3 separate regions of the Homo sapiens genome follow, and regions 2 and 3 are each linked to region 1. Evidence: chromatin loops called from intact Hi-C (ENCODE). Cell type or tissue: PC-9. All regions are shown on one strand. Each heading gives the region's core, and the rest is flanking DNA. Links, peaks and the distances in the headings are about the cores only. Region 1 overlaps MAGI3 (membrane associated guanylate kinase, WW and PDZ domain containing 3). Region 2 overlaps LOC643441 (a long non-coding RNA gene). Region 3 overlaps MAGI3 (membrane associated guanylate kinase, WW and PDZ domain containing 3).

The links. Hi-C counts contacts between places; a loop is a spot of excess contacts. Peaks named below come from ENCODE experiments on the same cell type or tissue, not always from the same donor. Only the 100,000 strongest peaks of a DNase experiment are listed, where the experiment ranks them.
Region 2: a loop joins it to region 1, with 3 times the contacts of the local background. A loop is called at or near these places in 4 of 110 quality-filtered maps.
Region 3: it touches region 1 in a loop (2.2-fold over the local background); 2 of 110 quality-filtered maps call a loop at or near these places.

Annotation. Positions count from the first base shown.
Region 1 is chr1:113,449,174-113,457,748 of GRCh38, forward strand. All of the region lies in intron 1 of MAGI3 (membrane associated guanylate kinase, WW and PDZ domain containing 3), which reads left to right. It also overlaps the pseudogene LOC100421402. Among named protein-coding and RNA genes, the nearest start is that of MAGI3, 63 kb to the left of the region's middle. In PC-9, for the core only: CTCF peaks have their summits at 3,953 (motif pointing left) and 4,158; DNase peaks (open chromatin) are centred at 3,958 and 7,978; H3K4me3 peaks cover 893 bases; H3K27ac peaks cover 1,098 bases.
Region 2 is chr1:113,195,757-113,204,331 of GRCh38, forward strand. It overlaps LOC643441 (a long non-coding RNA gene), which reads right to left. Exons shown (of 3, transcript NR_038846.1): 2 at 6,017-6,086; 3 at 1,025-2,934. It also overlaps the pseudogene RPS15P1. Among named protein-coding and RNA genes, the nearest start is that of LRIG2, 130 kb to the left of the region's middle. RefSeq lists an enhancer at 2,761-3,266. In PC-9, for the core only: no CTCF peak of the experiment used is centred there; DNase peaks (open chromatin) are centred at 1,105, 4,215 and 6,035; H3K27ac peaks cover 1,171 bases.
Region 3 is chr1:113,511,089-113,519,663 of GRCh38, forward strand. The region is part of intron 1 of MAGI3 (membrane associated guanylate kinase, WW and PDZ domain containing 3); the gene reads left to right. Among named protein-coding and RNA genes, the nearest start is that of MAGI3, 120 kb to the left of the region's middle. In PC-9, for the core only: no CTCF peak of the experiment used is centred there; a DNase peak (open chromatin) is centred at 4,603; H3K27ac peaks cover 1,212 bases.

The DNA.
Region 1 (8,575 bases), core at 139-8,138:
GATAGTAAAAAGTTAATGAGGACATAGATGCCTAGTCTAAGCAAAATAGATAAGAAGTTGCTGATCGTAATTGATGAGAATGACGTCACAGTGGAATAGCAGATAATGCATGAGTGGTGAATTTCCTCGTTTAGTCTTACTTTGAGGCAGCAAATAAATCCTTTATAAGTGTTGCATTACTTTTATGGTGTGTGTGTGTGTGTGTGTGTGTGTGTGACAGAGAGAGAGGCTTCAATCCTTAAATCATGTAATATTAAGAAAAAACAAATGAATTCACTTAGAAGATTTGGGGCTGGATCTATATTTTTTCATCATTTTAACATTTGGGGGTTAAAATTTCCAGACCGTTGGAGACGACATCCATCCAGAACAGAGTAGATCCTGGAGATTCTGGATAAATTATCTGCAAGTGCATTTTTTTTTCCCAATAGATTGAGTTTATTATCAACATTCAGTTTGCTGATTAAAAAATTTTTCAGTATATCGATATTGAACTCGAGTTGGAAGAGGCGAGTCTGGTCTCAAAATGGAGGGCCATGATCCAAAGGAACCAGAGAAGTTGAGAAAACTGTTTATTGGTGGTCTGAGCTTTGAAACTACAGATGATAGTTTAAGAGAACATTTTGAGAAATGGGGCACACTCACAGATTGTGTGGTAATGAGAGACCCCCAAACAAAACGTTCCAGGGGCTTTGGTTTTGTGACTTATTCTTGTGTTGAAGAGGTGGATGCAGCAATGTGTGCTTGACCACACAAGGTTGATGGGCGTGTAGTGGAACCAAAGACAGCTGTTTCTAGAGAGGATTCTGTAAAGCCTGGTGCCCATCTAACAGTGAAGAAAATTTTTGTTGGTGGTATTAAAGAAGATACAGAAGAATATAATTTGAGAGACTTCTTTGAAAAGTATGGCAAAATTGAAACCATAGAAGTTACGGAAGACAGGCAGAGTGGGAAAAAGAGGATTTGCTTTTGTAACTTTTGATGAGCATGATACAGTTGATAAAATTGTTGTTCAGAAATACCACACTATTAATGGGCATAATTGTGAAGTGAAAAAGGCCCTTTCTAAACAAGAGATGCAGTCTGCTGGATCACAGAGAGGTCGTGGAGGTGGATCTGGCAATTTTATGGGTCGCGGAGGAAACTTTGGAGGTGGTGGAGGAGCTATGGTGGTGGAGGTGGTGGCAGCAGAGGTAGTTATGGAGGAGGTGATGGTGGATATAATGGATTTGGAGGTGATGGTGGCAACTATGGTGTGGTCCTGGTTATAGTAGTAGAGGGGGCTATGGTGGTGGTGGACCAGGATATGGAAACCAAGGTGGTGGATATGGTGGAGGTGGTGGAGGATATGATGGTTACAATGAAGGAGGAAATTTTGGCGGTGGTAACTATGGTGGTGGTGGGAACTATAATGATTTTGGAAATTATAGTGGACAACAGCAATCAAATTATGGACCCGTGAAAGGGGACAGTTCTGGTGGAAGAAGCTCGGGCAGTCCCTATGGTGGTGGTTATGGATCTGGTGGTGGAAGTGGTGGATATGGTAGCAGAAGGTTCGAAAAACAGCAGAAAAGGGCTACAGTTCTTAGTAGGAGAGAGAGCGAGGAGTTGTCAGGAAAACTGCAGCTTACTTTGAGACAGTCCTCCCAAATGCATTAGAGGAACTGTAAAAATCTGCCACAGAAGGAACGATGATCCATAGTCAGAAAAGTTATTGCAGCTTAAACAGGAAACCCTTCTTGTTCAGGACTGTCATAGCCACAGTTTGCAAAAAGTGCAGTTATTGATTAATGCAATGTAGTGTCAATTAGATGTACATTCCTGAGGTCTTTTATCTGTTGTAGCTTTGTCTTTTTCTTTTTCTTTTCATTACATCAAGTATATTGCCCTGTAAATTGTGGTAGTGGTACCAGGAATGAAAAATAAAGGAATTTTTAACTTTTCAAAAGAAAAATTTTTCAGTATATCTGCATAAATGAAATTGGTCCATCATGTGTATTAGAGGAAGCTATCCTTACTCCGTTTGTTATCAGGATTATGTTAGCTTGAAGAATGGACTGATAAACTTTCTATAAGGCTTATTACAGGCTTTAACCTGTAAAATTGATCTCATCGTAAACAGCTTTGAGAGTATACAGATAGTTGACTATTTTTCTTCTCTGGTTTCTTCAGATACTCTTCATCATCTTGGATTTGTTTTAATAATTTATATATGTTAAAGAAAATAATCAAAACTGTGCAGATTTATAAATCTTTAAAATTGTACACAATATTATATATTTTAAAACTCCCTACATATGCAGTTTTATCACCCTTCTCATTTATGGTACACCATAAGACTCACTTTTTGATGCCAAGTGTTCTCGAAAATGTCCTAAGGAAGATCATTGCTGGAACAATGTTATTTTTGAGACTTTTGTTCCTTATAAGGAAATAGACATCAATTAAGGAGGGAATTTTTTTTTTGGAGGTGGAAATGGGTAGTATGATCAAGCAACTATATGTATATTTCCCTGGGGAACACGGCATTAAGAAGAGAAAATAATCCCAACTATTAACAATTTCATCTGTGCAGTGGTTTTTATTCTGCAACATTGTCTTTTCTATTTTTGTACATGTTTTCTAGAAAAGGTAAACATGTAGTAGAAATAAATGTGATGTTAATTGCTATGGCAGTGTGTCTGTACACATTACTTTTTTCTCCTGTCTACCCACCTTCCATTGGCAATCACCCAACTGGTTAGGTAAATGAGGGTGGATGGATAATAAACGTTTCTTCACAATTACTTCCTTAGCTCTCAAAAGGGATTCTGAAGCATTCCATTATAAGTGCTGCTTACAGACATGCTGAAATGACCACTTTTTGCTCTGGAGTGATATTCTTTGCTTAATAAAGAACAAGAGATCACAATATCTTTCTTTCCTGAGCAGAAGCAGGGCAAACTGTTGATTCCTTTTTGTTTTTTTCCTGCAAAGAAAGGACCTTGCTTATGTCACCCAATTTCCCCTTTCAGGAAGGGGAAGTAATTTTTAGTAAGTCAAGGTATGTAGTAGCCATAAGGTCTTCTGTTTAGGATTAAGGTTCAGTGAAGTCATTTGGCATTCATTTATTTTTGGAGTTTTGATCCGAAAGCTGCTTCATTGCAGAATTTTAGTCTGAATTATGTTCTAAAGATTGATGATCTCTCTATGGGACTTCACTGTAACTACTCCATTAGGACATCAGATTTAGCCAAGTATTTATGTGTTAATTTTGTTGGATTAACTTATGTGCATAGACATACACACACACACACACACACACACACACACACACTGAAGCCTCATTGTTCCCTTAAATTTTAATTTTTATTTGATATCTTTTCATAATCTATTGAGAAAAGTTATGATGGGAATGCAGTACTGTGAGTTTGCACTGACAATAAAGGTTGATCTATGACAGCCTCTTAGAAGCAACTACTTTAAAATATTTTATAGTGGGAAAAAACCCCACAAATGCAGTTGTTGTTTTGTATACTTTTTTCTCTGTTGACCTGAATAGGATTAAATAACCTCTAGGGTGATTTGCCCATTCAGCAAAGTGGCACAGGCCAAAAAGGAGATTAAAGTAGGATGAGGGGGAAACAAGGAAAACATGACAAAGGAAAACCCAAGATTAGAAAGACTCAGTGAAGAAATTTTACTCAAAGAAATAAAGAGGTTTTTTCTTCCTTCAGTATCCCCAAAGCAATATAGCAGGAAATCTTACTTTGATTATCCATCAACAAGCAAGAGTGGAATTAATAAGTTGACCAGCAAATTGATACATTCCACTGTGCACGCAAAAGTCAGACCCTTATAAGTAAGCAGTTGCATGATATACTTTATAAGTATATAAGCACATATGTTACAAGTTCTTCATGGGAAAGCAGACCAGCTCAGCCTAGCCTGAATGCCACCTAGTGTTCTCTTGTATGTATAGGATACAAGTGGAGCCAATGGTTGATTAATTGAAAATGACAATTAAGATAGGGAATTACATAAATTGATATAAATTTTCATGAGCATTTGATTTTTAACTTAAAGCATATACTGACTGGAGACTGCTGTCATCTTTCTTGCATAAACAACATATAATGCTTGTCTCCTGTTTCCAATTCAAATTTCCATAAAGTAGAACAAGAGCTTAGCAAACTGAGTATGGAATCCTACTCGATTTTTATATTTTTTATAACAATTTTTCTTTTCTAACATTTTGAGATTTACCTTTCCAAAGCTTTCAGTGTTTTCCCAAAACATTTATCTGTTTTCATAGAAACACCCTTTTTGTACTCATATTTCATAATATTTAATTAAATATTAAATTGCATAATCACAAATTGGCATAAAAGCAGTGAGAATGAACATAACTTGGTAAAACAGAATGTGAAGACATACTGCTATTGGAGTAGTCTGTTTGATTTAGCTTGCCTGTGGGCAGCTGCATGTTTTAAACAGGAAATGTAGAGCTAGCCCTTACATAGTGGAGATAGCCCATTTGGGGAGTTTCTGCTCTGTTTGATTTGGCTGATGCCTGTATTCTTCTTTAGGGATAATTAGCTATGATAGGCCTTTATGGCTAAGACTTTAAACAATAATACTTGGTGAAGTGAGTTGTCAAGGAGCTAAATATACACATTAGTATGAGAAGAGAGCAACACGCAATCTGATTTCAGAGCTGGTGCACTTAACCATCATGCTATCTACTGCTTCCCCTTGTGGGAAGTATTAGCATGCCACTTTATGTCCATAATATAGCAAGTAGATAAGAAATGGTGCATAGGAAATAATATAATTATGCTGACCCTTTTCTATATTAAACATTATTCTCAAAAAACAGAGCATATACCTCAGATATCTCTAGAAGAGTTACCAAAACTGATCTTCTATTAGGTTAACAGTATGCCACTAAATGAGTAAGAACAGGAATTATGCAAGCCATTTATGTAGATGAAATTCAAATAGAATTATAAATAACAAAACTGAAAAAGCCATTTGGTTGATAATTATTATTTGGGATGCATATTTTGCTTGTTTTAAATTAGTTTTCAGGGTCTTCTTCCTTTAGGGGTAGCTTAGCTCAGTCTTTAGCCTGATTCAGTTCAAGAGAAGAAAGGCTAACTACTTTTTACCCATAAGAGGCAGTGCAGCTTACTCTCTGGAGTCAAGCTAACAAGTATGACCTGTCCGTACATTTTAATTTCACTTAGTAGCTGTGTGACCTCGGGCAAATTACCTTACCTCTCTTGTCTCAGTTACCTCATTATAAAATAGGGATTAGTATCTATTACACAGAATTTCTTTTATTTATTTATTTTATTATACTTTAAGTTCTGGGATACATGTGCAGAATGTGCAGGTTTGTTACATAGGTATATACATGTCATGGTGGTTTGCTGCACCCATCAACCCATCTCTACATTAGGTATTTCTCCTAATGCTATCCCTCCCCTAGCCCCCCATCCCTCGACAGGCCCCGGTGTATGATGTTCCCCTCCCTGTCTCTATGTGTTCTCATTGTTCAACTCCCACTTATGAGTGAGAACATGCGGTATTTGGTTTTCTGTTCTTGTATTACACAGAATTTCAATGAGAATTAAATGGATTCATGTGAAGTTCTTACAACAGTGCCTGGTGTATAGTAAATGCTCAGTAAATGATAGTCATCATCATCCTTATCAACCTTGAAAAAGGGAAATAGTGATATTATTGTTGAAAATATAGCCAGAAACATGAATCTGAAGTATGTAGTATTGGAGATTAGGTACAGAATAAACAAGAAGTAGAACCAGAGAAGGCATACGTGAAAAATTAATGTGTGGTCCAGAATAGATGTCATAGTTCTGGGCATTACCTCTTGTTCATTAAAAGATAAATAGTGGGTCAGGGTAGAAATAAAAAAATAAGCTGGAGGAAGGAAATAATAAAAATGACATAGAAATACAGTAGGATAAATTCGAGAGTGGACTTTCTGAAAAATCCCAATAATATATGAGTACCTACAGCAAATCTAATTGGAAAAGAAAAAGAACGGGGGAAATCATTTAAAAAGTTAAAAAGAGGATCAGGGAGAGATCCTAAATAGTGTGAGAGACTGCTATGCAGAGTTGTGTGGTAATATATTTGGAAATCTTGATGAAATCTAAAATTTCCTAGCAGATATAAAAATCAGCTAGAGAAATAGAAGACTGTGATTATGTCATTCTTCTGCTTGAAATTCCCCTAAATAGCTTCCCATTGTTCTCAAGATAAAGATAGATACTTTCAACTTGTCTTCCAGTCCTCCCTGATCTGACCTGTTTCTTGCCATCCAGGCCTTGCATTCTTTTCCCTTGGGCTCCTGCACTCTGGCCATATTGATCTTCTTTCTGTTCATCTAATACTGTTCTCTTTTGCACCAGGACCTTTGCACGTCCTGTTTGTTTTGTGTGTTTTGAACACTTAATTTCTATTAATCCTTAGATTTCTACTCAAGTTTCATGTCATGGGGAAACTGAACCTTACTCTTCACAGACTAGGTTTGGGTCCCTGTGCCATCTGCTCTCATAGCTCCTTATACTTTGTTTTCATACTTAACACTATTAACAATTATTTCTGGGTATTTATGTCTCTTTCTCCCCAAGTATATCATAATTTCTTTGATGGTAGAATTGATGGCTGTTTTGCTTATTCTTGCCTAGCACAGAGAGAGGTACTCAGTATTTTCTGATTAAATAAGGACTTGCATAGTCAAATAACCTCTTCCGTTTTTTCTTTTTTCTCTCTCTTTTTTTTTTGGAGATGGAGTCTTGCTCTGTCGCCCAGGCTGGAGTGCAGTGGCATGATCTCGGCTCATTGCAAGCTCTGCCTCCCGGGTTCACGCCATTCTCCTGCCTCAGCCTCCCGAGTAGCTGGGACTACAGGCGCCCGCCACCACGCCCGGCTAATTTTTTTTTTTTTTTTTTTTTGTATTTTTAGTAGAGACAGGATTTCACCATGTTAACCAGGATGTTCTTGATCTCCTGACCTCGTGATCCGCCCACCTCAGCCTCCCAAAGTGCTGGGATTACAGGCGTGAGCCACCACGCCCGGCCCCATTTTTTCTTTAATAGTGAGATTTAGAAACCCATCCTCTCTCTCTCTCCCTCTCAAACATAAAAAACAACCTAAGTTGTTTCACAGACACATTCTTGTAAGCTTTCTAGGAAATAATTTTCTATATCCAACTGTTTTGTAACATACCCATATACATATAGAAAGCTATCCAGTTCATTTTATTTCAATCTCAAATTTGATAAAGTACCAAAAAGTAGTAATACAGACCTAGTTCAGTCATGAATATGGATGGGAAAAGTCAATATAAAATTCTAGCAAATCAGATTCAGCAGGATATTAAAAGAACATTTCATAACATAAGTTATACATTGAATTTAAAAAGTAGGTGAATATTAGATTAAAAATGAAAAACCACATGGTGATCTTAATGCCACAAAAGAGTTTGATAAAACTCAATATTCATTCTTTATAAAAGTATTTAATGGTTTGGATGAAGACTTCTTCAGTTAAAGAAAAACAAAGAAGAATTTCTGTCCAAACCAATATCCCAGTATCTTGCTATATAATGAAATGATAGAGTCATTTCTATGAAAATAGGATAAAATAAAGAGGCTTGCGGATACAGCCTTTTTTTTTTTTTTCCAAGTTCTAGACAATGCAATAAAACATAACAGAAATTAGAAGCAGGGCTTTTGGAAAAAAGGAGATACAGTTCCCATTTATTTGCAGGCCGATTGGTTATATCTAGAAACCAAAGAGAAAATTAAAAACTTTTGGAATTAGTAAGAATAGGTATGAATTAATATGAGAGTTGAGTTGGATACACATGTTTTTGAGCTGATTCATGCAAAGGCTTTCCAAGCTCCTTTGTGTTTTACTAGGTTGTGTTTGCTTAAAGTTGGCTCGCTAGTACGCAGTCATGAGTCAGGGGAAGAGAAGGAGCCTGACTGGCTCCTATATTGTTCTGAGTCATATTTCTTTTTTTCAGTGGAATTAAACCAACATGATTGTTGAAAGAGATCAAAATTTGGCAGGTTTTCATTTGCTTGATATCTGTAAACAGACTTTTCTTTCAGGAAAGGAATTTGGAGGAGGGCAGAGCCATCATTATCTCTTTTTTACAAATCTACAATTTCCCATTTGACCCTTACAATTAATCTGAAAGTCAATTTGTGTTTGAGATTATACGACAGTAACAGGTTGATAAGCAGACATTTCTATGTCTTATTCGATAAGAAATACTGAATTAAGTTGGAGAATGGAGGTCATGTGCTGCCCCGTACATTTCTCATCTTGTCCTCAGCAAGGACTATATGGTAATTTTCATAGATTTTGTCAATTAAATGACCGATATTTGAGTACCTTTTAAGTGCTAGTTCCTGTTCTTGGTGGTAGGATTGCAGTGGTGAAGAAGATATATTCTGTTCTTAAGAGGATTACATTGCAGAGGGGATAGATAGATAATAAGCTGTGTATAAATAAGATAAATTTAATTATAAATAATACTGATAAATATAGAGAA
Region 2 (8,575 bases), core at 450-8,449, 250 kb before region 1:
ATTTTCTTCCTTGTCATGAGTTAGCTGAACTTCCGGGTCCAACACACATTTTTCTTCACGGCCTTGGGTCCAGCAAGAAGAAAAAGTCTGGATTCCTAAGGGGCTGACTCTAGGGGTCTCCGCTGCTGAAGAATTAGAGTCTAAAATTCTAGGGTAAGGAGAGTAGGCTATGTTCTAGACAAGCAAGAGTCTTTGGAGGACCGTGGTTTAAATGTACTGGTGACTGAGAAGCAAATACATTTCATACTCCAGCAGCCACTTAGCACGTCCACCTTGTCTGCTGCACTCTCGGCAAAACCTTCCCAGACCCCGGGGGCAGTGAGCCACTCCTCTGGGCTCCCACAACATTGGGCCCATGTCTTTATTACACGACTCACTGCATTGTCTTTCATTTATTAGCTTAGCCATCTGTCTTCCAAGATGGACTGCCAGCTCCTCGAGGGCACTAACCAAGCCTCATTCATATTTATATTTTTGGTTTATTCCCTAGCACAGAGCCTGGCACTTGGTACATATTGACTGACTCCTCAAAGGAAGGGAATGGAAGACACTGGTAATAAGATGAACCAGGAGCTTCCAGATAGCTGAACACATGGAGGGTGGTGCATCCAGAGAGGACACAGAAGCTCCACACTCCTAGCCCCAAACCACGCTCTATGTGTCTCTTCATCTGTATCCTTTATAATAAACCAGTAAACATAAGGTCTATAAGAAAGTAATAGGGTTAAGTGAGGTCATAAGGGCAAGGCCTTATCCCACAGGACTGTTGTCCTCATGAGAAGAGGACGAGACACCAGGGAACCTCTCCACACAAGAATAGCCAAGAGGCCATATGAAGACACAGCCAGAAGGCAGCCACCCACCATGAGGAAGGAGAGACCTCATCAGAAACCAACCCTGGTGGCGCACTGATATTGGATCTAACCTCCAGAAATGTGAGAAAATAAATTTTTTTTTTTTTTTAAAGATGAACTGGTGTGGGCGTAGAGTTTTACAGTAGAAATAATATGTCAAAGAGGTTAAGTTTGGTCTTGGGAGTAAACTGGTTCAAATTCCAGTTCCACCACTATTTTAATGAGGATTAGGTTTGGCTGTAAATGACAAACCCCAAAACAATAGCAGCTTAAGCAAGTTAGATGTTTACTTTTCTCTTTCATGTAACATTTTGGAGGTGGCCACCTCAGGATTCCCAAGTTAGCTCCAGCATGTCCTCAGGGACCAAGGCTCCTGCTCCCTTGCGGCTCTGCTGTTGATGGCCTTGGTCACATCATGGCACTGGCTGGCACCCTCTGGCTCAAGCTGTCACGTCTGCATTTCAGCAGCGGAGAGAAGGCTGAGAGTTCCAGGAAGTTGCACATACCGCTTTTGCTTATATCCTATTGCCCACAATTTAGTCACATGGACACCTAGCTTCAACAGAGTCTGGAGAATGTAGTCATAACTCTAGAAGGCCACATGCTCAGCTAAAAATGAGGGTCTACTACTGTACAATAAGGAGAAATTAGATTTTAGAGGAAAATAGTTTCTGTCATACTAGCTGTGTGACTTTGGGGAAAGGAATTAATCTCTCTGATTCTCAGTTTCCTCATTCAAGAGTTAGAAGAACGCAAGCAAACACCTTAGCAAAGTGCCTGGCACTGATGAAGGGTTGAGCTATTATTACTTTCCTTTGGTTGTGGCTAGGCTAGCAGGAGGCAGTATCCCTCACAGGGAGAGTGTACATGCAAGCCTGCCCGAATCTGAGTTTTTTTTCGTGCCACTTACCAGCTCTGTGACTTGGGGTTTGTTACTTGACCTTTCTGAATCTTAGTTTTTTCATTTATAGAATGGAGGCAGCAATAATCCTTTCTTTATAGGGTTCTTGTGAGGATTGAGATATTGTATGTAAAGCATTTCATAGGGTACTAAGCAAGAGAGACTCTAAAAGTGCTGGCTTCTTCTATTATTACTAGTCAAGACAAGCCCTGAGTGACCTTGAGATCGACCATGAAGAAGATGCTGGAGAAGGTTCCATAGGATTCTGCCTGGCCACCAGACTCCAAAATTCAGCTCGTTCTAAGGGGCGGGACTGATGCTGTAACCAGGAGGCAATAAATTAACTTGACCTCCAATGACTGTATAAGTACGCTTGCATTTTGAATTCTCTCCAAATACAGCTGATCTTAAACGCAACGGGAACATCCTCTGCCTTCCTGCACGTTTTCACTCCCCCAAACTGTCAGCAATTCTCATCTACAGGGTGCCTTTCCCAAAGGGCTCAGGCAATAAGCACCAGGATGAGAAGTGGTAAAGCCAGAAGGAATTTCTGGCCCCAGCAGGACCTGGAGGGCTGTGCCCAGGCTGTGTATACGCTGGGACTGCCTGTCCCCTCAGGCAGAAGTTGCAGAGAAGCAAAAAATAAGCCAGGATCAGGTGAGCCAGACTTCAGCTTGATGAAACAAGCAAAACACACTATTTCTCTTTAGCTCGGGCTCCTGGGATTAGCGGTTAGGTCCCTAGAGTATACTGGGTGTTTATTCTCGGAGACCCGAGGCTCCAAGGAGTAGCAAGAGTCGGAGGCACAGGGCCTCCCCAGGTAGCTCATTGTTGGTTCTACTTCTTGCAGAAGCCAAATTGGGATCCTCTGCCATATACCCTTCATGTTCACAGGCTGCTTCTCAATTCAGCATCAGCTGAGCAACTGCCAGGGATCCCCGAGAGACAGGAAAGACTGGGTGGGAAATGGACGACTGCGGCCCTGCTGGTTCCCACGCTTCCAGGCTCCCAGGGCACCCTTCCCACTCAGCCCTACTGACTGCCATAGTGACTGCTCCATCAGTTACCATGGCCGCTCGGCAACCCACCTGTAAACGAAGCCACTGTTCGATCCCAGAAAACTCCCAATTAAATCACAAATCTGATGTTTTTCTGCTGTCTGCGAAGAGGATGTATCACCTGAAGCGAAAAATTGGAAACAACCTAAATGACTAAGGAAAAGGGATTGGTTGCACAAACGATGGTTGCATCATTTCAAGTAATATTATGTGGCCATTAAAAAATATAAATCATTTTTCTGAGGATCCAGCAAGATGGCAGAGGTAGAGCAGAAGAAGAAGCGGACCTTCCGCAAGTTCACCTGCTGCGGCGTGGACCTCGAGCAGCTAGCTGCTGGACATGTCCTACGAGCAGCTGATACAGCTGTACAGTGCGCACCAGTGGTGCCGGCTGAACTGGGGCCTGCGGCGGAAGCAGCACTCTCTGCTGAAGCGCCTGCGCAAGGCCAAGACGGCGGTGCCGCCCATGGAGAAGCCGGAAGTGGTGAAGACTCACCTGCGGGACATGATCATCGTGCCCGAGATGGTGGGCAGCATGGTGGGCGTCTACAACGGCAAGACCTTCAACCAGGTGGAGGTCAAGCCGGAGATGATCAGCCACTACCTGGGCGAGTTCTCCATCACCTACAAGCCCGTGAAGCACAGCCGGCTTCAGGGCCACCCACTCCTCCTGCTTCATCCCCCTCAAGCAGTGGCTCAGCTAATAAAGGCACACATGTCTCAAAAAAAAAAATTATATATATATATATATAAAATCATGAGGATATATATAATCATGAGGAGATATATATATATATATATATATATATATATATATATAAAAATCATGAAGATTATGTGGTGACTTGGAAATATGGTTATATTATGATGTTCAGTGAAAATATAAAATCTCATCTCTGCCATGAGTGCAGTGGTAAAAACTATATGTATATCTGGATAAAGAAAAACACACCAAAAAAGAGAAAAAATGGGGTGGGAGGATGGTGGGTACAATTTCCCCTTTCATGTATTCTGGTATCTTTTCCTGCTGTTTGTGCACTAAATAAGAAAATCATTTTAAAATCTTGCTCACTAACCTATCATGCACTTTCACCTTCCCCCAAAGAGGAAAAAGCCTCATTCACTGAAATTTGCTAGTGTAGCTCCTTTGCTTATTTTGATATCAACTTTTCAATCAATATTCTCAGGAAAAGATATGACTATTTTAAGTTGAAAGCAAACCACAGACGAACTCAGTTCCCTGGTCAATTATCCTCCCAGTAGGTGGTGACAGTTAAAAGCAGCTCCTTAAGGGCCAAAAGCAGCTCCTTAAGGGCCCAAAACAGCTCCTTAAGGGCCAAACCCTGCAGTGAGGCCTGTAAATAACTTAGATTCTTCAGGTGCTCAGCGTTTGAATTCCTGGATCACCTGCGGCAGGCTCACCTGAAGTAGACATTAGAGGTGGGGCTGTTCTGCACCAGGAACAAAGCTACTCAAAAATCCTTGACTCTTTGAATTTGGCTGAGTGAACAGGAAAATTAAGAAATCATCACTTTAAAATGACCCAGAATTTCAGGAGCCACTTTAATACCATTCCTGCCACCAACTCATTGTGTAAGCCTAAGCACATCACTTAGCCACTCTCCAGACTAAGGGAACAGATTGTAGCCTGCCTGTAAATGGCTGATGGACAGAAAAACATGAAAACGATGGTGCTGAGCACTTTGCAAAAAGGAAACAGAGTTCATTTGAAAGAACCTGGGATCTGGAGTCAGAAAGTCTGGATCCAAGCCAAAATCTGCCACGCATGAACACTGGGACGTTAGGCTATTAGTTTCTGAGTCTGTTTCCTCAGTAAAATGGGGATAATACTCTGCGCAACTGGATTGTTTTGACATTTAAACGAGTTTATGAGAAAAAGCTTTGTAAATTGTAAAGCACATGTATTAGTTTTTAGGGTTGCCATAATAAAATTCCACAGACTGTGTGGTTTAAACAACAGAAATTAATTTTTTTTTTTTCACAATTCGTGAGTCCAGAAGCCTGAGATTAAGGTGTCAGCAGGGTTGGTTTCTTGTGAGGCCTCTCTCCTTGGCTTACAGACGGCTGCCTTCTCTCTGTGTCTTCCCATGATCTTTCTCGATGTGTGTCCGTGTCCTAGTCTCCTCTTCCTATAAGGACACCAGTCATATGGAATTAGGGCCCACCCAAATGACCTCATTTTAACTTCATTACCTCTTAGAAGACCCTATCTCCAAATACAGACATATTTTATCTGTTTTATTGTACTTGGCTTTATTATGCTTCACAGAAACTGCTTTTTTCACAAATTGAGGGTTTGTGGCAACCCAGCATTGAGCAAGTCTATTGGCATCATTTTTCCAAATACATGTGCTCACTTCATGGCTTTGTGTCACATTTTGGTAATTCTCATAATATTTCAGACTTGTTCATTATTTTTTCTGTTATGATAATCTGTGATAAGTGATACTCGATGTTACTATTATGATTGTTTTGGGGTGCCATGGACTGTACCTATATAAAACAGCAAACTTAATTGATGAATTTGTGTGTTCTGATTGCTCCACTGATTGGCAGTTCCCCAATCTCTCCCTCTCCTTGAGCAGAAATCCATGGATAAGTGGACCTGCATAGTTCAAACCTGTGTTGTTCAAGGGTCAATTGTATTTTAAGCCCACTGTTGCGACCTGCTGCTCAGAAAAAAAGATTTCTTTCCAAATATTACTGTTCATTGACAATGTATTTTGTCACCCAAGATCTCTGATAGAGATGTACAAGGAGATTAATGTGTTTATGTCTGCTAACACAACATCCATTCTGTAGCCCATTGATCAAGGAGTAATTTTGACTTTCAAGTCTGGTAATTTAAGAAATACATTTTGTAAGGCTATAGCTGCCACAGATAGTGATTCCTCTGATGGACCTGGGCAAAGTAAAATTGAAAATCTTCTGAAAAGGATTCACCATTCTAGATGTTACTAAGAACATCTGTGATTCATGGGAGGAGGTCAAAATATCAACATTAGCAGGAGTTTGGAAGAAGTTGATTCCAACCCTCATGGTTGACAAGGAGCTTAAGACTTCAGTGGAGGAAGTAATTGCAGATATGGTAGAAATAGCAAGAAAACTAGAATTAGAAGTGGAACCTGAAGATGTAACTTGAGAAAAGAAAAACAGCTCAGACCAGAAAGACTTATACCTACCCATGCCTGGGGGTAATTGTTGAAAGACATTTGTTTCTGAGCAGCTGCCTCACCCATGATCTTCTTGTTCCTGGAATTTGTGATACAAAGGACAATGTATAGCCAATGAATAGCTTATGTTATTTTAATATAAATTCTTGGTAAACACCTTCAGAACTTGCTCTTCTTTTTTCTTTTAAAAACCCACTTATACCTGCTGCTAATTAGAGCATATGTTCAGGGCAATTTGATTCTATGCTCCTATGTTGCAATCCTCAAACTTGACCCAAATAAACTCTCTACTTACACTAATTTTGCCTCAGTTTGACATTTTGAATTGCTGCAATTTTATGATAAAACTTGAATGGATAAGGAATTGCTTATCATGGATGAGCCAAGAAAGTGTTTTTTTGTTTGTTTGTTTTGTTTTTTTTTTTTTTTTTTAGATGAAATCCACTCCTGGTGAAGATGCTGTGACCATTGTTAAAATGACCACAAAGGTTTTAGAATATTACAGAAGCCTAAAGCAGTGACAGGGTTTGAGAGGACTGTGTCCAATTTTTTTTTCCATCTGTGGTATATGATGAGGTTTCTCTTCAAATAATCTGATCAATCTTTTATTCTTTAATTCATAGTTACCCACCCTCTTTTTTTCTCCTTTTTTCTCCTTTTTTTCCGTTTTGCCTTTGTTAGGTGCGCAGGCACGCCACAGTACCAAGCGTTATGAGTACCAGCTCACATTCCTTTCCTTATTTGGAAAGAGGACTTTCTAGCTCATTACAGACACCCTTTCCCCTTCCTCTCCACTTTATTTTATGTGCCCACCCTATCTAAAAAAATCATATGTTTAGCCAACCGGATTAGTTTAGATTGTACCACCTGACCCCGGCCAATGAGGAAAGGGTACAGGGGCAGGACTTGCGTCAGGAATAAAGGCTCTCATGCCCCTTTGTTCAGGTGTGCTCTCATGGCGACTGGCCAAGGAGGCATCCCTCTGCACAGAAGTAAAATTGCTTCGCTAAGAATCCTTTGTTTGAGTGTTCAATTTCCTTAGGATTTTGAGCCTTATTCCTAACACATCCGCTCAAGAATTTATCCTTTGAGTTATAAAAACAATCCAATTACACTCTTTACATTATTTAAAAATGTACTATTCGGCCAGGCACAGTGGTTCACACCTGTAATCCCAGCACTTTGGGAGGCTGAGGCGGGCGGATCACCTGAGGTCAGGGGTTCAAGACCAGCCTGACCAACATGGAGAAACCCCGTCTTTACTAAAAATACAAAATTAGCTGGGCATGGTGGTGCATGCCTGTAATCCCAGCTACTTGGGAGGCTGAGGCAGGAGAATCACTTGAACCCGGGAGGCGGAGGTTGCAGTGAGCCAAGATTGCACCACTGCACTCCAGCCTGGGCAACAAGAGTGAAACTCTGTCTCAAAAAAATAAAAAATAAAAATAAAAATGTACAATTAAGTTATTATTGACTATACTCATCCTATGGTGCTATAAAACAGTAGGTCTTACTCATTCTGTTTTTTTACATTAAATGCTTATCAACCATCCACACCTCCCCCCATGTTTCCTAATACCCTTCCCAGCTGGTAACCATCCTTCTACTCTGTGTCCATGAGTTCAATTGTTTTGATTTTTAGACCCCACAAATAAGTGAGAACATACAAAGTTTGTCTTTCTGTGCCTGGCTGATTTCACTTAACATAATAATCTCCAGTTCTATCCATATTATTGCAAATGACTGGATCTCACTCTTTTCTTTTATGGCTGAATAGTACTCTATATGTGTATGTATGACATTTATTATTTATTTATTTATTTTTTTGAGACAGAGTCTTTCTCTGTCGCCCAGCCTGGGGTGCAGTGGCACAATCTCAGCTCACTGAAACCTCCGCCTCCCGGGTTCAAGTAATTCTCTGCCTCAGCCTTCCAAGTAGCTGGAATTACAGGCATCTGTCACCATGCCTGGCTAATTTTTTTGTATTTTTAGTACTGACGGGGTTTCACTATCTTGCCCAGGCTGTTCTTGAACTCCTGACCTCGTGATCCACCAGCCTCGGCCTCCCAAAGTGCTGGGATTACAGGCGTGAGCCACTGTGCCTAGCCCCACATTTTCTTTATTCATTCATCTGTTGATGGACACTTAGGTTGCTTCTAAATCTTAGCTATTATAAACAGTGCTGCAACAAACATAGGAGTGCAGATATCTCTTTGATGAACTGATTTCCTTTCTTTTGGGTTTACTTTCAGTAGGATTGTTGGATCATACGGCAGCTAAATTTTTAGTTTTTTCAGGAACCTCCAAACTGTTCTCCATGGTGGTTGTACTAACTTACATTCCCACCAACAGCATATGGGGTTCCCTTTTCTCCATGTCCTTGCCAGCATTTGTTATTGCCTTCTTTTGGATATAAACCATTTTAACTGGGGTGAGAGTATATCTCATTGTAGTTTTGATTTGCATTTCTCTGATACTCAGTGATGCTGAGCACCTTTTCATATACCTGTTTGCCATTTGTATGTCTTCTTTTGAGAAATGTCTATTGAGATCTTTTGCTCATTTTTT
Region 3 (8,575 bases), core at 447-8,446, 62 kb after region 1:
CATGCCTTTATATATTGTATTGGGTGCAGTTGCAGGGTTTAAATACTTTTTCCCTCTGAAAGAACTTGTTTGAACTGTAAAAGTGTCTAAGGAATATAGTACCTTTTTCCCCTATCACATTCTTCCAAAGTAGGACCTGTTAAGGATATTCTGGTAATTTAGTTGTGGGTAGGGGGAGGTAACCTTAAAGTATGAAATATAAAATCTTGTTATAATTCACTTGACAGTAAATATTTAAAACTAAGTTAAATAGCCCAAGAGAGTTATCTATACTAACACAAGTTAGGAAAGAATGAAAAGATGGTTGTTAGAAACAAATGCTTCGTGCTGCAAAGAAGAATCAGCACTCTGGCAAAAAGCTTTCTCAGCAAGGCAATTCACTTCTGAAGAAGGGTGCCACTCATACCTGGTGTGGTCACAAGAGCACACCGAGCAGGGTATGGCAGGGGTTTTTATCCCTAACAAAGTTCCTAGCACTTCTGTGTCCTTTCCCCATTGGCTGGGTTTGGACCTCACAATCTAAGCTAACTTGATTGGCTAAGGTTTAAAATTGAATACAGTTAATTTCCATGTATTAACTTTCTAGACAACCTTGAACAGGTCCTTGTACAATTAAAAGATTGGGTCAGATCATCTGGCAGATTTCTTATTGGGTAGTTACAAATGACTAGATAAATAGTAGTTCCATAAAATTTAATTTCTAAGATAGGACATTTAATGAATTTACTGAAGCTGATATTGGGCTATAACTTAAATGGTTTTGACTCAGTGAAAGTTGAGTTAATGAAGGAAAAAGTCACCTTTCAGGAGCATTTGCTCCCAGGGGTGGCACATTAAACAGCATTATTGTGATTATGATCTTTACCTCTTCCCCCAAACTCCCTTACATAACCAAAGGTTTCCTCTTAAGTCTTCTTTATTTCTCTTTAAATGTAGAGGTCATTTAGTTCTTTAAGGGGGAAAAGACAGTAATTTGAAAACGTTCAAATGCCAACATTTTTTTCACATTTAAAATCAGTAAAATAATTATTCTTAGGGCAAGACAAAATGGGTAAAAATGACTCATATATATTTGCAGGACTACGGGAGTCATAATAAAGCAAAACATTTTTTTCTGTATGTCCAGTGTTAGATTTATAAAATCAAAGTCATACAAAGACTGATGTTTAAGCACATTAATCTTCTATTATAATGTTTAGACCTCTCTTAGCTTGGCTTTAATTGTAAAATCACAGGCCTTGAAGAGAGAATAATTAACTCTATTACTGCAGCAACCACTTAAAGATCTAAATATTTTGGAGTGTTCTATTTGAAAATTAGAGGGAGAACTAGTCACTACAAAACCATCTACAGATCTTTGTGTTCTTTTTATTCTTTCTCCTCAACATGTAGTTTGTTGCATTTGTAAGGGAGAGAAATAAAAATATGTTTTTGGGCATAAATTTTAAGATTTTTAAAGCCTGTTCTTTTCATTCTGTCTTCTTCAGAGTGGTCTGCTGACTGATGAGGCAAAACATTTGTACCCTTGGACATATCTCAAAATAATAAGAGCTATCTATGACAAACCCACAACCAATATCATACTGAATGGGCAAAAACTGGAAGCATTCCCTTTGAAAACTGGCACAAGACAGGGGTGCCCTCTCTCACCACTCCTATTCAACATAGTGTTGGAAGTTCTGGCCAGGGCAATTAGGCAGGAGAAGGAAATAAAGGGTATTCAATTAGGAAAAGAGGAAGTCAAATTGTCCCTGTTTGCAGATGACATGATAGTATATCTAGAAAACCTCATTGTCTCAGCCCAAAATCTCCTTAAGCTGATAAGCAACTTCAGCAAAGTCTCAGGATACAAAATCAATGTACAAAAATCACAAGCATTCTTATACACCAATAACAGAGAAACAGAGAGCCAAATCATGAGTGAACTCCCATTCACAATTGCTTCAAAGAGAATAAAATACCTAGGAATCCACCTTACAAGGGACATGAAGGACCTCTTCAAGGAGAACTACAAACCACTGCTCAATGAAATAAAGGAGGATACAAAGAAATGGAAGAACATTCCATGCTCATGGGTAGGAAGAATCAATATCGTGAAAATGGCCATACTGCCCAAGGTAATTTAGAGATTCAATGCCATCCCCATGAAGCTACCAATGACTTTCTTCACAGAATTGGAAAAAACTACTTTAAAGTTCATATGGAATCAAAAAAAAGACCACGTCGCCAAGTCAATCCTAAGCCAAAAGAACAAAGCTGGAGGCATCACGTTACCTGACTTCAAACTATACTACAAGGCTACAGTGACCAAAACAGCATGGTACTGGTACCAAAACAAAGATATAGATCAATGGAACAGAACAGAGCCCTCAGAAATAATGCCACCTATCTACAACTATCTGATCTTTGACAAACCTGAGAAAAACAAGCAATGGGGAAAGGATTCTCTATTTAATAAATGGTGTTGGGAAAACTGGCTAGCCATATGTAGAAAGCTGAAACTGGATCCCTTCCTCACACCTTATACAAAAATTAATTCAAGATGGATTAAAGACTTAAACGTTAGACCTAAAACCATAAAAACCCTAGAAGAAAACCTAGGCATTACCATTCAGGACCTAGGCATGGGCAAGGACTTCATGTCTAAAACACCAAAAGCAATGAGCAACAAAAGCCAAAATTGACAAATGGGATCTAATTAAACTAAAGAGCTTCTGCACAGCAAAAGAAACTACCATCAGAGTGAACAGGCAGCCTACAAAACAGGAGAAAATTTTTGCAACCTACTCATCTGACAAAGGGCTAATATCCAGAATCTACAATGAACTCAAACAAATTTACAAGAAAAAAACAACCCCATCAAAAAGTGGGTGAAGGACATGAACAGACACTTCTCAAAAGAAGACATTTATGCAGCCAAAAAACACATGAAAAAATGCTCATCATCACTGGCCATCAGAGAAATGCAAATCAAAACCACAATGAGATACCATCTCACACCAGTTAGAATGGCGATCATTAAAAAGTCAGGAAACAACAGGTGCTGGAGAGGATGTGGAGAAATAGGACCACTTTTACACCATTGGTGGGACTGTAAACTAGTTGAACCCTTGTGGAAGTCAGTGTGGCGGTTCCTCAGGGATCTAGAACTAGAAATACCATTTGACCCAGCCATCCCATTACTGGGTATATACCCAAAGGACTATAAATCATGCTGCTATAAAGACACATGCACATGTATGTTTATTGCAGCACTATTCACCATAGCAAAGACTTGGAACCAACCCAAATGTCCAACAATGATAGACTGGATTAAGAAAATGTGGCACATATACACCATGGAATACTATGCAGCCATAAAAAATGATGAGTTCATGTCCTTTGTAGGGACATGGATGAAACTGGAAATCATCATTCTCAGTAAACTATCGCAAGAACAAAAAACCAAACACCGCATATTCTCACTCATAGGTGGGAATTGAACAAAGAGATCACATGGACACAGGAAGGGGAACATCACACTCTGAGGACTGTTGTGGGGTGTGGGGGAGGGGGAGGGATAGCTTTAGGAGATACACCTAATGCTAAATGATGAGTTAATGGGTGCAGCACACCAGCATGGCACATGTATACATATAGTAACTAACCTGCACATTGTGCACATGTACCCTAAAACTTAAAGTATAATAATAAAAAAGAAAAGCAACATTTGTACCCTTGTAGTTTTCTTAAACCACAAATCCAAATTCCAATCCTAGAATGTAACTCCAGGATATGAAAGATGGGAAAGAATAATATTACAGTGTAAAATTTGAAGAAAACTAAGAGAGGAATTTTCATACTTCACTAAATTCTCACATCTAGTAGTTCTGGGTCAGTGCCCTTATTGCCCTTACCTGACATTTAAGGCATATATTGTGCATCTTTGTAAGTAAATCTGTGTGGATACAATATAGCTTTTTGAATAGATGTTGATTTTGGTTTCTGAATAAAAGTTTCTCTTGTGATGAACCTCACAGTGGCAAAATGTAGATATGAGAAGGAGAAAACCATTTCTTGAGTAAAAATGGTAAAAAAAAATTTTTTTTTTGATCTCACGGCAGCAAACTTCCAAAGGCCTTTGATGTTTGCCATTTTGTTGTGATAGTTAACTAATCTATAATGTTTGGGACTATTGAGTTTTGTGATTTGACATTTGTTGTATTGGAATCTGATCTGTAAACTAGTAGCATGGCTTGATGTAGAGCTTTGACTAAAGAGACTGAGAGAATGAAGACTAGGAAATGAATTTTTACTATCTCTTCTCAAATGTTTGTCTAAAATTAGTCAAGAACTTCATTTCATTAAAAACGTTAAAGTTTTTTTATTTATATATGACCTCCAAAAATGATTGAATATTTTTTGAATACAAATTCTGTGCCAGTCAGCACACCAGCTTTTTACATGATTATCTCATTTAATCCTTAACACAACCTCATGGAATAGATGTTATCTTCATTTACAGATAAGGAACATTGGGTTCAGAGAGAGAAGTATTTTGTTCAAGACCATTTTTTCAGCTGGTAAATACATGACAGAGGTAGGACTCAAAATTCAGGTTTTGTCTGATTCCAAAGCCTGTGTGCTTAGTCACTATTATAAAAACAAACTCATAGTTCTTGAGTGAGGGAATTATTTAAGGCTTAAGTTACATTTACCTTTTAGTTTAAAAGACAGTATATGTAGTGACTGTGTATCATGATGATCCGTGGTACTGATTATTGAAATCATTCCACAGAGGTAGGCATGTGCAGGTTGTTGAATTGTACTATTATAGATCAATTGTGCCTGGCACTGTTAACATTTTGAACTGGGTAATTAATTTGTTCTGGAGGACTGTCCTGTGTACCATAGGATGTTTAGCAGCATCTCTGGCTACACTCACTAGATGCGTATACCACTCCCTTGTGACAATGAAAAATTGTCACGACTTTCAGAAAAATCATCATCCTTCTATCTCCAACAGAAGAGTGAACTCATGTTTAACTTCATGTAGGTACAGATGGGATATTTATCAATATGTATATAGTACATAGATTAATAGACACACATATTTCCTTGTTCTGTCAGCTGACAAGGTCTAGAAGCAGTGACTGCTCAGTAGCAGTAAGCAGACCTTACATTCAAATCTTGGTTTCTAATATTCTCCAACACAAGGAACCAGGACTCCTTTTAGAAATGGCAGATTCTAGGACTGGGTTGGAAAAAACTACAAGATGAGCCTGGAGCATTTTGTAGTGCCAGAAACTAAGGAAGTTCTCACAAAAAAAAAAAAAAAAAAAAAAAAGACAAAAATCCCCCACAATTATAAGAGTATGCCAAAGGGACACAGAAACTAACAGGAGAGCTCTCAACTGCCAAATCTGGAATAATTTATGCAAAAAAAATAAATAGAATAGTATTGCATTATAACCCAAAGTATAAAACAAATATCCATGAGCCCATATTGATATAAATAAATGATCTCATAAATTAATAAATTGAAGTGAAGTAGACAAATCTCCTGTGAGGAATTCCAAATAATTTATGTAACTACCTGCCCCCAAGGTGTGGGACATAACTCCCCACTCCTTAGGTATGAGCTACCCATAGTGACTTCCTTCCAAAGAGCACAATCAGTATAGGAGAGGGAAAAATAATGCTCCAGTGGAGAAATCTGATGAATACTACCTTAGCCAGGTATTTAAAGTTAACTTCAGCAGTGATAAATCATATTGATAGTGTGTGTATCCTTAACATGAAGTAATAAGAATGGCACTTTACCTTACTCGTCTTCCTCTCAAAAACACATAACCCCAGTCTCATCGTGAGAAAAACATGAGACAAACTACAATTGAAGGATATTCTACAGAATACCTGTTTACTACTCCTCAAAATTTTCAAGGTCATCAAAAACAAGGAAAGTCTAAGAAACTGTCACAGATAAGGGAAGCCTAAGGAAATATGACAAGTAAATGTAATGTGGTATTCTGGATGCGATCCTGGAAAAGGGGAAAAAAAACTTTAGGTAAAAAATTAGGAAATTTGAATAAAATATAAACTTTAGTCAATAATGTATCAATATTGGTTCATTAATTGTGAAAAATATACCATAGTAATATAATATATTGATAATAGGGGGAATTGGTGTAGTATATGGGAACTCTATACTATCTTTACGATTTTTCTGTAAATCTAAAACTTTTCTAAAATAAAAGTTTTATTTATTTTTTTTAAAAAGGCCTCAAAACATTGCCATATGTCTCTAGGGAGCAAAATTTCACCTAGTTGAGAAAATCACCATTATAGTTAATACCATAGAGAAAAAAAGTATATTTCATTTTTGTTTCTGTTGAGTCCCTAGTGGAGAAATAACATTAATGGAAATGCCTAGGATACCTAGTAGGCACAAAGGTGCAAAGTACATATTTACTTACCTTTTCTAATCTCTCTCCCCTTCCCCCTTAAAATTTTAGTGTCCTTGAGGGTTTTATATTTTTGTTTTTCTTCTCATTCTGGTAGCTGTCTTGGATTACCTCATTTGTGCCTGTAGCTTCACATATCATCCATATGTTGATACTACCAATTCAAAATCTTTAGGCTGATCTTAGCTTCTAAGTCTAGCTTCAGAGTAAGCATCTATCTATACTTTTATGTCCCATAACATGTCAAATTCACTAGATTTGAGTCACAAAACCTGATATCTCCTGCATTCTCTGTCTTGTTCCACCAACTGAATATGTGGGAGTCATCCTAGATTCCCTCTACCTTAAGGCCTGAATTATTGTACCCTCTTTCTCTCACTATGTCTTCCACATCTATGGGTTTAAAACAGAAATTTGATCCTCCTAATACCCTTTCTCTTAATCTTATAATGGTTCCTCATTGCATGTAAGAAACTTTTTTCTCCACTGTCATGTACTTCAATATCTCTAAAATTGACCCCTTCCTGTTTTGAGCCCCTGAATCTATTTTACTGGTTTCTGTGGTAATACAAATAACACACCACTGACATTGCTGACCTGTCTCCCCTTCTACTCCACCTAAGCTCCTAGAGTGCAAAGAGTCTATCTTTCTGTTCCCATGGTGGTTCATTTATGATGACTGAATGAGTGAATGTGGTTTCAGATTTATGGTTATAGATTTTATTCAGTGTGTTCAACTTGACTGGTTTCCTGTGTTTTGATATTTCTCTGAGTATGGCTTTATAAATTCAATAGTAGTAATGAGATGTTTTTTATTTATATTAGCAGTGGCTTTCCATTGAATATTATGATTTACCTCATACTTAGTTCCTTATATACATTTTAGGAGTTGGGAAAAGCAAGGTAGTTAAAATCATATCAGAAAGGAACCTTACTGTTTTTTTTGTGTCTACATATAGTACAATAAAAGCATAATTTTAGTATCTTTAATGTAGATGTTTGATTAGATATTGAAACCTTTCAACTATAATTAGATTAACAGATCTCCTGCTCCATCCTCATTCCCATTTATTAGTTGCTTCCTTTCAGACTGTGATTTAAAGTTTGAGTGATGCGCCTATTCTTTCTATAGCTAACAGAATTGTTCCAAAGTGCAGTGCAGCTGCTACTGAAGCTCCTTAGGTCAATACATTTTTCTGTAATAGAAAAACATGTGTATTGTGTTTTGTCTCCATAGGGATCTTAAATCTAATCCATTTAATTTAAAATAATTTTATTTATCTAGAATGTTACTTAATATTTTGTATAAAATATGCTTATTCTAAGAAAATGTTTAAGAGTTCTTGTCAGTGATTATTTTAAAATGAAAACAGGTAATGCAAGAGGCAGCTGGACAATTTTTGGATATATATTGTCTCCAAGTTATATTTCTTCAGAGGAATGAATAACAAGTTTGTTTCCCCCGTTACTACGAACTACACATTATTTTTGGAGGGAAATAAAAGGGGGTACTGATGCTTTCTGACATCACCCTAATTCTCTCTATGAAAACAGAAACCAAAGCCTCAAGAATTTGGGCTATTAAAATGTAATATTTGAGCTCCAGAAACCTGTTCTTAGAAGTATGCCGATTGGGATTTATGTGAACTTGGGGGTGGGGGAAGAGGGGTGGAAATGAGATTTCTTAAGAATAATTCCATTACTTTTGAGGCTGAGACCTAGTTCATAGCTTCAAAGTATGATTGGGTTTCTCATAATTAATTATCTTTTTGCTTTCTTGCCCCATGAGGGAAGTCTATAGTAACTACTGGATAGAAGTAATTATTGTAAAACATAGTTCAAAGTCAAAATCTTAATGACTCCTATTAAATTTCTTTTTGATATGACTTTTTATGGAAATCTGTTAAATGTTTGATAATTTTCATTATCCCAAAATAATGAGACTATTATCTGATATGGCATACTGTGTCAGAGGTCTTCAAGACCACTTCCAAGTGTGGTGATTTGTTAGGATAACTCAGAGGGCTCAGTGCATAGTCCTACTAATAGCTTTGATTTATAGCAACAAAAGGAAAAGGCAAATGGTGCAAAGACCAAGGAATCCAGGCTCAAGCTCCCAGTGGAGTCACACA